2 separate regions of the Homo sapiens genome follow, and region 2 is linked to region 1. A link is a contact called in ENCODE POLR2A ChIA-PET data. All regions are on one chromosome and are shown on one strand. The core of a region is the stretch at or near the end of the contact, and the rest is flanking DNA. Distances in the headings are between cores, read along the strand shown.

Evidence for each region. ChIA-PET counts read pairs that join two places held with the same protein, here RNA polymerase II (POLR2A).
Region 2: POLR2A ChIA-PET joins it to region 1 with 13 read pairs in activated T-cell. The contact joins two enhancer-like sites. POLR2A ChIA-PET finds 5 or more read pairs at or near these places in 3 of 52 experiments (activated T-cell and naive thymus-derived CD8-positive, alpha-beta T cell).

The regions. Positions count from the first base shown.
Region 1 is chr5:142,527,513-142,532,591 of GRCh38, forward strand. No RefSeq gene overlaps it. Among named protein-coding and RNA genes, the nearest start is that of FGF1, 160 kb to the right of the region's middle. Within about 2 kb of position 2,284, at least 4 of the 41 ENCODE cell types and tissues checked have a DNase peak (open chromatin) inside an H3K27ac peak, as active enhancers do.
Region 2 is chr5:142,389,498-142,394,576 of GRCh38, forward strand. The region is part of intron 3 of SPRY4-AS1 (SPRY4 antisense RNA 1); the gene reads left to right. Among named protein-coding and RNA genes, the nearest start is that of SPRY4-AS1, 67 kb to the left of the region's middle. RefSeq lists an enhancer at 2,493-3,172. Within about 2 kb of position 2,079, at least 4 of the 41 ENCODE cell types and tissues checked have a DNase peak (open chromatin) inside an H3K27ac peak, as active enhancers do.

The DNA.
Region 1 (5,079 bases), core at 1,034-3,533:
TACTGACTGGTGTTAACCAGTTTAAAAGAAAAATAATGGTTTGTTTCACAAAATCAATATATGTACATTGTTGAACCATTAGATAAGGAACATGAATTAATATAAATAACATTCATAATGCTTTATTTCAAAATATGCCATGGCAAATACCTTGTATATCCTTTCTAGGCAAATGCCGTATATACCTTTTCTAGCCTTTTTCTCTGCACATCTGTTAAACTGCTTAATCCCCTTCTAATTTGTTTCCTCCCCAAAAAGATGATTACCCTTATGAAAAATCACTCTAGGTAAACTGCCCGTATTGTTTGCCTCTCTAGCAGAGTTCAGCTTCTTATTTCAGCTTCTCTAACCATAAACAGTATGAGAAGACCTCTCTAGCTATAATTGTTTCACTTTTTCACTTCCTGCTTTTCAGAATTATTTCTTTGTAAAAACCCTTTGTATTGTAAACAAACAAAAAGCCAGAAACAGAAAATCTTACAAAACAAATATACAGTTTAATGAATTATTCTAAGGCAAACCCTTCCCAGGTCCACAAACATAACTGAGCTGCCTCCTCCAGAAGGTCCACCCTGGGCTCTGTCCAATCCTACTCCTTCCTTCCCCCAGAAAGTTCCTGCTGGCCCGACTTTAATCACTTCCTCATAGTTTAGAAAATAGTTTTATCACCCAAATATGTATTCCTATATACTACAGCTTGGTCTTTCCCTCTTAAAACAATTTCTTAAAAGATTCTTTAACAGATTTCTCACCATTCTTTTCTTTTCCTTAGAATTTATCTGTTGAGGCCAGGCACAGTGGCTCACGCCTGTAATCCCAGCACTTTGAGAGGCCAAGGCAAGGGGATCACCTGAGGCCAAGAGTTAGAGACCAGCCTGGCCAACATGGTGAAACCCCGTCTCTATTAAAATTACAAAAAATTAGCTGAGCATGGTGGCGGGTACCTGTAATCCTAGCTACTTGGGAGGCTGAGGCAGGAGAATTGCTTTAACCCCGGAGGCGGAGGCTGCAGTGAGCTGAGATTGCCCCTCTGCACTCCAGCCTGGGCAACAAGAGCGAAACTGCGTCTCAAAAAAAAAGAATTTATCTGTTGAAAAATTAGAGGTACTCAACCCGTAGAGTTGCCCACGGTCTGGAATTGGTCCATTTCGATCCCATGGTGCACTTCAGCGTGTTTGCCTATGTCCTTTTTATTTCCTGCAAATTGGCAACTGATTCAGAGGCTTGATCAGACTTATGGCTGATCCCTTGGGCAAGACTATAAATGGTACTGCATTTCTTCATCAGGTGGCACATCAAGTTTGCTTGTCTCTTTTTTTTTGTAATGTTAGTAGCTGTTGGTGCACATTGCCTCAGTCTTTTTGTTTGTTTGTTTGTTTGTTTTTTTGAGACGGAGTCTCACTCTGTTGCCCAGGCTAGAGCGCAGTGGTGCGATCTCAGCTCATTGCCAGCTCCGCCTCCTGGGTTCACACTTTACTCCTGCCTCAGCCTCCTGTGTAGCTGGGACTACAGGCGCCCGCCACCACGCCCGGCTGATTTTTTGTATTTTTAGTAGAGACGGGGTTTCACTGTGTTAGCCAGGATGGTCTCGATCTCCTGACCTCTTAATCCGCCCGCCTCGGCCTCCCAAAGTGCTGGGATTACAGGTGTGAGCCACCGCACCTGGCCGCCTCAGTCTTAATTCATTGGGGTTATAGGCTGCTGATGATTCTAGTTCTTTTTTCTCATTCATTCACTGGAATACTTTTTATTATAAAGAGGTGCTGTGCCTCATCTAATATTTGCTTACACAGTGGCACAATTCATATAGGAAAGGCAGAATAAATGCTTTCTCTTTATTCATCAAGTTTTTTCTTTTTTTCTTTTTTTTTTTGGAAACAGAGTCTGGCACTGTCGCCCAGGCTGGAGTGTAATGGCATGATCTCAGCTCACTGCAACCTCTGCCTCCCAGGTTGAAGTGATTCTCCTGCCTCAGCCTCCCGAGTAGCTGGGATTACAGGCGCCTGCCACCACGCCTGGCTAATTTTTTGTATTTTTAGTAGAGATGGGGTTTCACCATGTTGGCCAGGCTGGTCTCGAACTCCTGACCTCATGATCCACCCGCCTCAACCTCTCAAAGTGCTGGGATTACAGGCATGAGCCACCATGTCTGGCCTATACATCAATTTTTAAGATAATGAATTGATTCCCTGTCATCATCAAAAACTGACTTAAAAAAAAAACAAAACAAAACTATGAACTCATGGAGGTGTCTCATCATTAGGGAGGTGAGTCAGGTTGTTCAACAAGACCAAGGCTGTGGAGTCAGCCAGTGTTACTTCCTCTACATTCCATTGTTGAAAGCAAGTCCAGACACAAAGAGTGGAAGGATAGACTCCAGCTTTTGATGTAAGGAGCTGCAGAGTATTTGCCACCATTATTTAATCTGTAATATCTAGTTTTGCTGTAAATGCTTCCATGCTTTTTTGGTTTTCTGTTTCAGTGTGAGAATTCGAAGAGATTCAAAGACTATATCACCACCATGGTCTTGCCAGAATCTGCCCTCTGAGTCATTTCTTAATCTACTGATTATCTGTAGAACCAGCCTTATATAAACAAGGAAGCATCTAGCAGGTGAGGTGGCCACAACTTCTGCTCCTGATCCTCATGCGTGGCAGGCTTTGCCTCCATACTACTTGCATTACCTTGTAGACCTCCACGAAAGCCTCGAGTCCTTGTGCTTTCAGGCCCAGAAGGCCTTCTGGGTGCTCAAATGGTCCCTTCCATGCTCATTGTGCTAGGGCCACACTATGTTCCTAACAGAACTGTCCCTACTTCATGGGCACTCAGATCTGGTCCCTGGGGCCAGAAGCCTCTTACCATAACCTGTGTCCATTTCAGTCAATATCTACCATTAACTCCTTCCTGCCACCTCACCTCCTGAAGGCCTGTTTACCTGCAGACAAATAAAATCCCAAACTATATATTTGCTCCCAACCCACACTGGCTGTACGAGCCTGCCCAGTTCCAAACAGAGCCAAACTCTGAGTCCCAGTTCAGGCTCAACTGGGACATCCTAATACACGTAGAAAAACCATCCCCATCCAAGATCATATTACTATTTCCCTATATACTTTTCTGATAGCTTCATATATTATTTCATGTCATTGATTTACATTTAAACCCTAATCCATTTGGAATTTGTCTTAGTGTATTATAAGAAGTAAGAATCTAAGTTTTCCTCTAAATGAGTTGTCAGATATATTTAGACTGCTTGTTGACTAAACTGTCTTCCCCAACTGATTTGAAATCATATCCCTATTTCATTTACTGAATGCTTAGACACACACACAGTGTACTCTCTCTCTCACACACACACACACACGCACACATACACACACTTGTGTCCACCTCTGCAGCTCTCACTGTGACGTGGGCTCTGAACTTCTGAGCCTCCCGATGGCTGCCCCCAAGCACCACGTGTCACGCCATTACCCTTGCCACAAAATGGATTATGCATGTTACTCTTGTGAAGATAAGTCTCTCTGATTAGAGAAGACTGATCATATACCTTCACTCCATCTTCAAGGAAGGCCAGGAATGTGGGGCAGCAGCTTCTCTGAGAAGTAGGACTTAATGAGGTAAGTAAGCAATGTCCCAGACTTGGAAACACCCAGAAGTTACTTACACTTAAAAGGACAGCTGTCCAGCAGATACATTTATTACATGGGCTTTAGGAAGTCAGCTGGACCTTATCATACAAGTGTGTGTCTTAAAGCTGAGAGACCTCTCTGAATCCAGACCTTGAATTAATAGTCACTAACACTCACTCCATGCCAGGCCTTGTGCTAAGCTCTTTACACACATTTTCCATTAGACCTCACAACAATCTTATGAAGTGTCTACTGTCATCTCCAGTATGTATTATTATCCCCATCTCACAACTGAGGAAACCAAGGCACAGAGAGGAAGTATCATGTTCTATATCATTCAGGTAGTAAGCAATAGGCATGGACTTGAACCCAGTGGGCTGCGCATCGTTCTGCCTTTGACAAAGCCGTTTATTGTGTTGAAGACCAAATCCTGGTGCTGGGACACCACTACACTTTCCTCAGTTCAGAACTCAGTTCTGATGCCAAAACCAAAGAGAATTTTACAGGAAAATAAGGTCAACCAGATTTGAAAGAATCATCATGCATAGTTCTCTTAATGTTTTCTGAGATGAACGGGTTTCAGTACAAGGATGTTTTATTATCTTTGTTAAAATGGAAGTGTTGTCCAGGCGCGATGGCTCATGCCTGTAATCCCGGCACTTTGGGAGGCCGAGGTGGGCGGATCACCTGAGGTCAGGAGTTGAAGACCAGCCTGGCCAACATGGTGAAACCCCGTCTCTACTAAAAATACAAAAATTAGCCAGGTGTGGTGGACATCTGTAATCCCAGCTACTCTGGAGGCTGAGGCAGGAGAATCACCTGAACCCAGGAGGCGGAGCTTGCAGTGAGCCAAGATTACGCCACTGCACTCCAGCCTGGGTGACAGAGTGAGAGCCCGTCTCAAAAAAAAAAAAAAAAAAGGAAGTGTTGAACATTCTTGTTGGTTTTGTCCTTCTTTACCCTGTTATACTGGGAATTGTGTCCCGAAGGAATAATGTCACATGAACTTAGTTCCCAGGCCCCAACTTCAGGGTCACTGTAGAGTTCTGGAAACCTTTGTAGAACAGTTCCTGTTCTCACCCCTTCATATGCATTCTTTCAGTTTTTCCAGACAGAATCAGCGGCCAATTTGGAGACACAAATACTTAAAACAATCCCACTTCCTACCTTGCCATAAATACATGAGCATAAGCTCTGGTTGTGAAATTCAATGCTTATTTGGCTCAAGGTTAAATTGTAAAGGAGCTTTAAGGGCCCCATTTAGGATGGAGATAAATGCACAAATGAAAATGCACATAACTCGGGGAACACACGCAATTAATGATGGCCACTGGAATACCCTGCCTCCTTGGGCCAGCAGCTCTCCTGTTTTGGAACTGCTTAGATAAAATTGGCGGGAGCCAGGAAGGAGGGGACGCTGTTGCTTCAGTGCAAGATGACAACTGAA
Region 2 (5,079 bases), core at 829-3,328, 140 kb before region 1:
TTTTAATACTCAGTGTTAGCAAGGTCTTTAGGGCTGAAATCTGGATCATGTGTCAGAGCCAGACTTTCAAATGGCCCCCCTAGAGGGTGTGTTCTGGGTAAAGGAAACAGCCTGTACAAAGGCCCTGAGGGGTGTGTTCAGTGTGTTTGAGCAACAGTGAGGAGGAGGGGGTTTGTAGGGGAAGAGTGATAGGAAATAAGGTTGAAGAGGGTGGGGTGAGAGTAGATCATGCAGGCCTTATAGGATGTGATAAAAAAGGATGAGAAAGAAAGCTGGGAGGAAGGATAATTTGGATTTAGGGTAAGGGACAGCGTTGCTCATCTACAGGACCACAAGGGGTTCTGTGCTGCAGGGGCATAAGAAGGAGCATGTGCCATGTGGGGAATGCAGGGAAGCAGGGCAGAGGGACGTAGGAGAGGAAGATTAAGAGCCAAGGGGGAGGGGCAGGCAGGCAGGTCCTTTTCCATCTTTTCAGTCAGGGTTTCTCAATCATTTTAATGAGAGCCTCAGCCCTTGCGTAAAAATCAAGCAATAAAGGGAGGAATGCCTCTCTGTTTAACTTGAAGGAGAGCTACAGAAGATGGAAAAGAGGGTTAGTTGAAATAAAGTTGGAGCTGATCTCGCTTGGCTGGCTGCCCTTTCTATAAATATCGCCCTCCCAGTCCTGGAAATGCAGCAGTTAGGGTCCTTGTGAGCTACTGAGGAACATCCTTCCTGTTCAAATGCCCAGGACTTGGCTGCCTGTGCACTTCCATATGCAAAGTGCCTAGAAGCTGGGGAGAGGGAGAGTGCAGGGTCAAAAGTGGGGAATTCTGAGCCCACTCCTTTTACCCCCTGGGGGTGGCCTCACTTCCTCTGGGGGCTCTGACAGCTCTCTGGCCTGTCTTCAGCTTAGAAATCTGCAAAAGTCATTGGCCAGGCTCAGGAGAACTAATCCTTTGTGCCAGAGGTATGGTGGTATGGTGGGGAGCTAGCTCCTCGCTGGTGCTGAGCCCTGCTGCCCCTGGGGTTTTACTGGGAGAGAGGGAGAGGGTGGAGGGGCTAGTGTAATTCGGCAATTTGTGAGTTAAAAAGCAGATGAGAACCCACAGAGTAACGAGACATTCTTCTCTTTGCATGCAAGATTCTGCTGAATGTTGGAAGAGGAAGGAATATTTTTCTTGCTTTTCAGACATGACATCCTGTGAGGGGAAGATTTGGAACAGATGGGGGCCAGGGGAGCCTCACTGTATTTGCTTGTTTCACCACCACCTCCTCCCTCCCACAACCAGAAATGTCTTTTTCTTCCCGCCTAGGGAAGTTAATGTAAAGGCAGGTAGGGGGGATGTCCTGTAGATTAGGAAAGTAAGTTATCAGGGGTCAGGGAAAAATAATCCATTAGGTTTCCAGAAAGAATCCACTTTTCATTGCAGTCTCCTTCTAGGTCCAAAGATAGACAACTAACTCAAAATTGTATCTTCGCTTTAATCACTGCTCTGGTGATATTTGCATTAATGAAAGAGAAAAGAAAGCATCCCCAACAGATGGAAAAGGCGGCTCTCTGACTAGTGAAAGGTAAGGAATTTTTCTGAAATCTTGGGTGCACAATGTGGGAAAAACAAAATTGGTAATGTCTCATGGGATCAGCGCAGGCATCTGCACAGTTTTCACTCCGACTTCTGTCTGTCAGATTGACTGCATTAGAGAAGACCGTAAATGTGGTGATGGAAGTGGGCTGTGACACACTTGACTGGCTGTAGCAGTGTTCCTGGTAGAGCCACATTCCCAGCACAGCTGTGGGTAGCTGGGCAGCTAGTATGATGTTAGTCCCCAAATCACAGCCGATTCTTTCTGCTGTCAAATATACAGCCCCTGAGCCCCCTTCCCCTGAACCTGGAAGGGGGTTCTGCTGGTGAAGTCAGATGGCCTTGTTAGCCAGGGTGGGCCAGTCTAACTGCCTGTTGCATCTTGTCTGTTCCCCAAAGACAGCTTGGCTTGATGTGATGTGAAAAGGATGGGGCAGAAGGAGAAGGGGACAGATTCTGTGCTTTCCTTCTGTCGTTCTTTTTTGGCTGGTGGGAGCCTGTGTTGTTTTTCTCTTCCTTCGTAGGAGGGGATTTTGAGTTCTGGGGTCTGGCTGAGGAGACACGTGCCAGAGTGTCTGGCCCTTTTGGGTCAGGCTGCCTGACTCTGGCACACAGTTCTGGAAGGATGTCCTGGAGAGCTGGTTTACTGAGGCAACAGCTGCAAGCTAACTAGGGAAAGAGAAGAGGAAAGTACTAGGTTGCTGTGTGCTCAGGATCCCCGGTTGAGATATGGAGAATTATGTCTGGGGAACAAAACCTAACAGGCTGTCCTCATCACATGAGATATGTTCCCAGGCTGGAGTGCAGTGGCGTGATCTTGGCTCACTGCAGCCTCTACTTCCTGGGCTCAGGAGATCCTCCCACCTCAGCCTCCCAAGTAACTGGGACTACAGGCACGTGGCACACCCCATGCTTGGTTCTTTCTTTCCTTTCTTTTCCTTCTTTTCCTCCCTTCCCTCCCTTCCCTTTCCTTCCCTTTCTTTCCCTTTCCTTCCCTTTCCTTCTCTCCTTCCTTCCCTCCTTCCTTCCCTCCTTCCTTCCTTCCTTCCTTCCTTCCTTCCTTCCTTCCTTCCTTCCTTCCTTCCTTCCTTCCTTCCTTCCTTCCTTCCCCAGGCTGGAGGCTGGAGTGCAGTGGCACAATCTTGGCTCACCGCTGAGATCAAGCAGTTCTCCTGCCTCAGCCCCCTGAATAGCTGGGACTACAGTTGTGCACCACCGTGCTTGGCTGATTTCTTTTTGGTATTTTTAGAGATGGGGTTTCACTATGTTGGCCAGGCTGGTCTCAGAACACCTGACCTCAAGTGATCCACCCACCTTGGCCTCCCAAAGTGCTGGGATTACAGGTGTGAGCCACTACGACCGGCTGTCTGGCTTTTTTTTTTTTTCTGTATTTTTACTAAAAATGGAGGGGGCGGGGTTTGCCGTGTTGCCCAGGCAGGTCTCGAACTCCTGGGCTCAAGTGATCCACCTGCCTCAGCCTACCAAAGTGCTAGGATTGCAGGCGTGGGTCACTGCACTCGGCCAAGGAAAGACATAGTTGAAAAATCACTTGCTGGCCAAGCACGGTGGCTCATGCCTGTAATCCCTGTACTTTGGGAGGCTCAGGCAAGTGGATCACCCGAGGTTGGGAGTTTGAGACCAGCCTGACCAAAATGGTGAAACCTTTCCTCTACTAAAAATAGAAAATTAGCTGGGCATGGTGGCAGGCGCCTGTAACCCCAGCTACTTAGGAGGCTGAGGCAGGAGAATCGCTTAAACCCGGGAGGCAGAGGTTGCAGTGAGCTGAGATTGCACCATTGCACTCCAGCCTGGGCAACAAGAGTAAAACTCCATCTCAAAAAAAAAAAAAAAAAAAGGTCTCTTGCTAACAGAGTAATGTGGCCTGTGTGCCTAGCTAGGATGAGATTTCCCATCTTGATTCTTTACTCTTCTAACAACTAGACAATGTAAACTTGATACATTTAGTGGGAGCTCTAGGCTCTCCCTCTCTTCTCTGTTGTTACAGTTCCCATAGGCATGTTATCTGCCCATTGGAAAGGACGATGGAAAAACAAAAAACCTGTCCTGGACCCTGCAGTTAGGACTTCAGGGGACACATGAGTGAATATAAATAATACAGGTCCGCTCCCATAGAACCCAAATGTAAATATAAGAACATTTAACTCGTAGTGGACTTTCTAGGGTCAGGCAAGGATATAAGCAACAGACATAATTAGTTAATTCAAGAAATATTAATTGAACCCTCACTATTTGCTAGTCCCCATGGATACAGTGAAGAATGGACAGACACAGCCCCACCTTTCTGGACCTGTGGTCTTGTGCTGTGTATGCAGACTTGTAGACAGGCTTTTGCGATACACTCTGTGAGAGGTGCTGAGATACAGGACATAAGAAGAGTTGTGGGCTTTTATGGAGTGGGGGGAATCGGGAAGACCTGCCCAGAGGAAGTGATGTTGAAGTTAATCCACGAATAAGCAGAGTTGACATTGAATGTTTATGCTTAGTTGACCTGCTACAGGCCTTTGGTCCTGGTATAATTTTTATTTGCACCATCTTTTACTCTGAAAAGTGCCTGGTTTGGATGGTGAGCTCTTTGGTGCCCTAACTATGTGCCAGGCATTGCTCCAGGAGCCCCATCATAAGAATAGCCCTGGCTCATAGTGAGTGAGTAAAACTGAGCTGTTTGCCAGTCACATGATTTATGTCATTCAGTCCTGAGCTGGGCCCTATTTTATTAGTTAGGGATGCTTTGGGCTGCAAATAAGGGGAAACTCTGTGAACAGCAGCTTTAATCAGACTGGTGTTTATTTTATTTTATTTTATTTTTTGAGGCGGAGTCTCACTTTGTCCCCCAGGCTGGAGTGCAGTGGCGCGATCTTGGCTTGCTGAAACCTCCGCCTCCCAGGTTCAAGCGATTCTCCTGCCTCAGCCTCCCAAGTAGCTGGGACTACAGGTGCGTGTCACCATGCCCAGCTAATGACAGGGTTTTACTATGTTGGCCAAGATGGTCTCGATCTCTTTTTTTTTTTTTTTTTTTTTTTTTTTTGAGATGGAGTTTTGCTTTTGTTGCCCAGGCTGGAGTGCAATGGCATGATCTCAGCTCACCGCACCCTCCACCTCCACCTCCCCCTCCCCCTCCCAGGTTCAAGCGATTCTCCTGCCTCAGCCTTCCCAAATAGCTGGGATTATAGGCATGTGCCACCAAGCTCCGCTAATTTTGCATTTTTAGTAGAGATGGGGTTTCTCTGTGTGGATCAGGCTGGTCTGGAACTCCTGACCTCAGGTGATCCGCCCACCTTGGCCTCCCAAAGTGCTGGGATTACAGGTGTGAGCCACCGCGCCCGGCCAAAGGACTGCTGCCTCCTCCTCAGGGAATCGAACCCCAGTCTCCCGCGTGACAGGCGGGGATACTCACCACTATACTGATGAGGACGACAGTCTTGATCTCTTGATGTCGTGATCTTCCCGCTTCGGCCTCCCAGAGTGCTGGGATTGCAGGCATGAGCCACCGCAC